Linked DNA regions of Homo sapiens: region 1 is linked to region 2. A link is a loop called in an ENCODE intact Hi-C map of the cell type or tissue named here. Cell type or tissue: Caco-2. All regions are shown on one strand. Region 1 has its middle 11 kb from the start of KCNQ2. Region 2 overlaps COL20A1 (collagen type XX alpha 1 chain).

Evidence for each region. A loop is a pair of places that touch in the nucleus more often than their neighbours do. Peaks named below come from ENCODE experiments on the same cell type or tissue, not always from the same donor. Only the 100,000 strongest peaks of a DNase experiment are listed, where the experiment ranks them.
Region 1: a loop joins it to region 2, with 2.5 times the contacts of the local background. A loop is called at or near these places in 2 of 110 quality-filtered maps.

The regions. Positions count from the first base shown.
Region 1 is chr20:63,482,796-63,485,295 of GRCh38, reverse strand. No RefSeq gene overlaps it. Among named protein-coding and RNA genes, the nearest start is that of KCNQ2, 11 kb to the right of the region's middle. In Caco-2, a CTCF peak has its summit at 1,309 (motif pointing right); no DNase peak of the experiment used is centred here.
Region 2 is chr20:63,308,344-63,310,843 of GRCh38, reverse strand. It overlaps COL20A1 (collagen type XX alpha 1 chain), which reads right to left. Exons shown (of 36, transcript NM_020882.4): 8 at 2,138-2,302; 9 at 1,347-1,511; 10 at 929-1,086; 11 at 334-463. Among named protein-coding and RNA genes, the nearest start is that of COL20A1, 16 kb to the right of the region's middle. In Caco-2, a CTCF peak has its summit at 1,138 (motif pointing left); a DNase peak (open chromatin) is centred at 1,110.

The DNA.
Region 1 (2,500 bases), 170 kb before region 2:
GGGGTAATGAAGGCAGGCCCAAGTCCTTGGGTCTGATGCCTGGCAGGGCTCCGGGCCTTGCTGCGCCCCTCGTGCTCAGGTGGGGGGCTGTGGGGTGGGGACCGGCAGTGGCTGGAGGAGGCCAGGATCTGGGACTGGGCTCCTGGTGTCCATCGTGGGTGGGGGCAGCACCCACAGGGTGCCAGGATTGCCCTGCTGGATGCCGGACAGGGGATACCCTGTGTCCAGCCCACTGTCAGCTCTGGGGAGGGCAGGGGCTTGGCCAAAGCCGCCCTGGGGTCCCCAGCCCTCGGTCTCTGGGGAGTTCTGGTGCCACCCACACCGAGGGCAGAGGAGCTTCTGGCAGGTGAGAGACCCACCGAGGGCAGGAGGAGCTTCTGGCGGGTGAGAGACCCAGGGAAGCAAGCTGTGCTCGTTAATCAGGAAGGGGGGCTGGGGGGACACCAGGCAGAGCTCTGCGTTGCCTCCAGGACAGTAATGCTCAGAGCTTTCGTGTTAGGACCCTTGCACAGTGTTAAATGTCAGGGAGGTTGCATCTGCCACTGTTTAGTATGCTAGAAACTAAACGTGTGGATATTTAAGACACGAGAAAGCAGGGGAGTGTCACACCTCTTATGGCCTCTGAGAACTCCACTGTCCAAGCCAGGACGGGAGAGAGAAGCCTTGGCATTATTGTGAAAACAGATTTTGACCTTGGGGCTTTCTCGAAGGTTCTCGGGAGCCCCGGGGGGCCTGGACCGTGCTTTGTGAACCGAGGCTTTAGGCGGCGGAGCAGTGGGGAAGGCGAGGGGTGGGGTCCCAGCTCTGGCACCTGAGGCCAGGCAATGGGGCCAGAGACGCCGCGGTGCCCCTTCTCCATCGGTGAAAGGGGGTTGTGTGGCACCTGCCCTGAGGGTCGGGCCAGGATGAAAGGAAACCACGGCCTCACGCGGCCTCTGCGGCTGCCTCTCCAGCTCCCTGAACAGGGGCTGCAGTGGAGGTGTGAGCTGTAGCTGCTCCCTGGGGTCCAGAGGAGGGTGGGTTTTTCCCCATAGCAGGTGGGGGTAGGGGGGTGGGGGGGCAGAGCTCACTGGGGTTGGGGTCAGGACAGAACGCTCCGTGGGTGTCGGCTTGGGGAGCCTGAGGACAGCTGGAGGGCGGTGGCCGGGGTGAGGGCAGGGGACCACAGGCAGACAGTGCCCTGGAGCCCTGCAAGGGTGGGACCGTGCAGCCTCAGGGCCCCAGCGGGGTGTTGATGGATGCTTGCAGCTGGCTGGACACCTGGGCTGCTGTCTGGCTGAAGGGGGCGCCAAGGCCCAGAGAGTGGCTCTGACTGGCGGCCACTGGGACTCAGGGTCAGTCCTGGGGCCGCTGAGGCCCCAGAGCAGGTCCTGAAGTCAGGGAGGGCATGGGTGGCGGAAGGAGCTCCACCCTACTTGGGTTGGTGAATAATTTTTTTTTTTTTTTTTGAGTCTCGCTCTGTCGCCCAGGCTGGAGTGCGGTGGCGCGATCTCCGCTCACCGCAAGCTCCGCCTCCCGGGTTCACGCCATTCTCCTGCCTCGGCCTCCCGAGTAGCTGGGACTACAGGCGCCCGCCACCACGCCCGGCTAAGTTTTGTATCTTTGGTAGAGACGAAGTTTCACTGTGTTAGCCAGGATGGTCTCGATCTCCTGACCTCGGGATCCGCCCGCCTCGGCCTCCCAGGTGCTGGGATGACAGGCGTGGGCCCCCGCGCCCGGCCGGGTTGGTGAATAATTTAAAACAGAGTCCGCCAAGACGCCCTGTTGGCGGCTTTGGTCTGCACTTTGCACGTCACCGAAAAATTCCTGAGGCCTCGAGAGGCTGTGGGGCCCTGCTGAGTGGCCGAATGCCATCTGTCCCTTGCCCTTGTCTCTCCCGGGCTCCCGGTGCCCTCCTGTAACCCAGGCGGGAAGGACCTTCCCACCCCGTGCAGGTTCCCAGCGTGGCTGGAAGGGCCTGGGTGCCCCTGGCAGTCCTGGGTTTGAGCAGCGGCTTCTGGGCTCCCTGCCAAGGGGCTGGGCTTTGCGGCAGCCGGTCAGGCCTCCACAATGGGACCCCGGGGATTTCCCATGTGCTGTGACTGTGGGAATGACTGTCCTTGTGGGTGACTTAGTGTGTCCCGGAGTGGGGCTGCAGGCACAGGGTTACATCCATACCCTGGTGCGTGTGTGTGACCTGGGTGAGCTGTGCATACCTGTGGGTGGCTGTGTGGGGTGCAGGGGAGAACTTGGCGGGGTGTCCTGGAGCCCCTGGAAACGGTCAGGATGTATGTGCTCGTGCGTCTGTTCATTTGTGCCTGCATGTCTGTGTGTCGGGCATCCGGCTGTACCTGTGCTGCCGGCTGGCCGCCTGGAGTCAGGGCTGAGTCTCTGGGGGTGCCCACCAGGTGGCTGGACTCAGGAAGCACTGGGCAACGGTCCCTATCCAGAAGCCAGGGAGGGAGAAGGCAGCCCGGGGGACAGGCTGGACTGGCAGGTGCATGGGCCTTGAGGCAGCTCC
Region 2 (2,500 bases):
CCTGGGGGTCCAAGAACCCAGCGAGCTAAGCCACGTGCTGGAGGCCAAGCAGGGGGGAGCTCCATGAACACTGTGGACAAGCAGCATAATGGGCTGTGATTACAGTTGAGGTGATGACACCAACGGTATAGCTGGTGTTCAGAAGAGAACACCCAGGGTCAGAGGGGCCCAGTGACTCGGCCTTGGTCACACAGCAAGCTGGGGATGGTGCCAACTGTGGGTGGTTAAGATCCAGAGCTGCTCGCTATGCTGCCCTGGGGTGTCAGGCTCCAAGGGACAGCCGTGAGTGGGGCCTCCCACCCAGAACCTGGCCGCTGCCTCTGCCCCACCTACCTGTGGTCACCAGGCCCCGCAGGCCTTCGCCAACCCCGCCCTCATAGATGGGGAACACGGAGACCAGGTACTCTGTGCGGGAGGCCAGGTTGTGCAGCTCCGTGGAGGCGGCGGGTCCCTCCACCACCACCTGGAACAGAGTGGGCAAGGACGGAGCCAGGAAGGGGGGTGCCGGGGGATGGGGAGCAGGACAGGAACTCCGTCAGCTGGAGTGTGAGCTCAGCTGGGGCCCGCAGGGTGCCCCACTTCCCACAGGCCTGGGCTCCCTGTACCTACGACAGAGCAGTGCCAGGCCCACCACAATTATCCATCGATCGATCAATCAAAGGGAGAAGGCGCTCTGAGTCTGACCCTAACCCCAGCACCCTCGGAACGCCCCCTGCTCTGCCCTCCTCGGCCACTAAAATGCACTCATCCCAGGCTGCCTCCCAGACGCAGCTCCCCAGTGAGTCCCTGGGCTGTCAGCCCCTCGACACCCCCTTCTCAGCCTGGACCCAGTTATTTGTGGGCCTTTATTCCTGCCCTCCCTTTGGCTTATCAGATCTCACTACGGCTGAGGACCGGCTCGGGGAGCCCTGTATACCGGCCCCCTCACCTCCCTGGGGGTGCCACCTCTAGAGGCTCGCCAAACGATCAGATACTTGAGGGGGTGCCGGGGGGCTGGAGTCCAGGACAGGCGGATGCTGGAGGAGGTCACCTGGCTCAGGACCAGGCTGGTGGGGGCAGGGAGGGTGTCCAGGGCTGGAGCCGCTGCTGCTGGAGTAGCGGGAGTGGGGGGCAGGTGGTCACTGCACGGGCAGCTGTGTCCACGCTCCCCCTGGTGGCCACTCACAGGAGGGACAGGAAAGCTGCTCCCCAGCCCTTCTGTGGACAGATGTAAGGGGGTGCTGCAGACCCCCTCAGAGCCACAGGAGCCGGCCTCAGGTACCACACGGGAGCCACAGCGTCCCCCCAACCCTTTGCCCAAAGCAGCCGGGGGGGCTGCAGCCTGTGCGGGTGACCCTGCCCCTCACCTGGGCCCTGCCGCGGGCTCCCACCCTGGAGCCTCTGGCAGATGAGACGGCTGAGCAGGCCAGCCAGCGCGCCGAGCTGCAGGAAGTCCAGCACGCTGTGGACGGTGATGTCCCTCGGCGGGGACGCCAGGAGCCTCAGCTCAGCCTCATCGGCGTTCTTCACACCTGCTCGTGAGGAGGGAGGTGGGGTTGGCCTGCACTGGGGTCACCCGACGGGGCCACCTGCGGTGGGGGTCTCCATGGAGACTGGGTCAGGAGTAAAGAGGCCTATGGGCTGTACTCGGCCCACCTGCCACCCACATGCTGGGCCAGGCGCTCCCGAGGGGTTGGGGGCATCAAGGAAGGGTCTGTGCTCCTGGGACTCCTGCCTCGAAATCTGGGGTTTCCTCCCCACAGGACAGAGTTGATTCGCCTGTGAGTCCCAGGCCCTGGAGGATGCCAGGAAGCTCCTTGCCAGGGCACAGCAGGCGGGAGTCACCAGGCACAGGGATGGTGGCCAGAGGGGGCAGCTGGAGCTGCTCAGTGAATATCTCACCAGGGAAGTTCACGCCACAGGGGGAGGGTTGGGGTGGTTCCACGGAGGGCACCAAACACCAGGCGATTGGAAAGGAGCAGCCCGCCTGTGCCATCGCCTCTGAGTGCCAGGCGGTGCCTGGCTCTGCGTGCAGCTCCGTGCCGCAGATGTGGAAGCTGGGGCTCAGGGACCAGGTGCCCAATGCAAGCTCCCTGCTGCGACCCTAAACCCACCCGGCGGTGAGACTCCAGGGCCGGGGGAGCCGCATGGTGCTCACCCACAGCGAAGACGTTCACGCCCAGGTCCTTGAGGACACGGGCAGCAGTGTGCACATCGTCCTGGGACTTGCCGTCCGTCACCAGAATCACCACCTTGGCTGCCTCTGGACGGAGGCCAGCCGCCGGCTGCAGGTTCTGCCCCAGCACGTGGGTCAGGGCAAGGCCTTGGGAGCAGCAGGAATAAAGTGACAGGCAGCTGCCAGCATCCCCTCCTGGTGCTCGGCTGGCAGCAACCGGACAGCAGAGATGCTCCTCTCCTTCCCTTGTGGGGTATCAGGAGGCCCCGCAGCAGCCCAAGGGAGCAGGGAGGGTCTACCTGTTGAAGGGCCCCAAGTTCCCCAGCCAGACCCTACCTGCAAGGT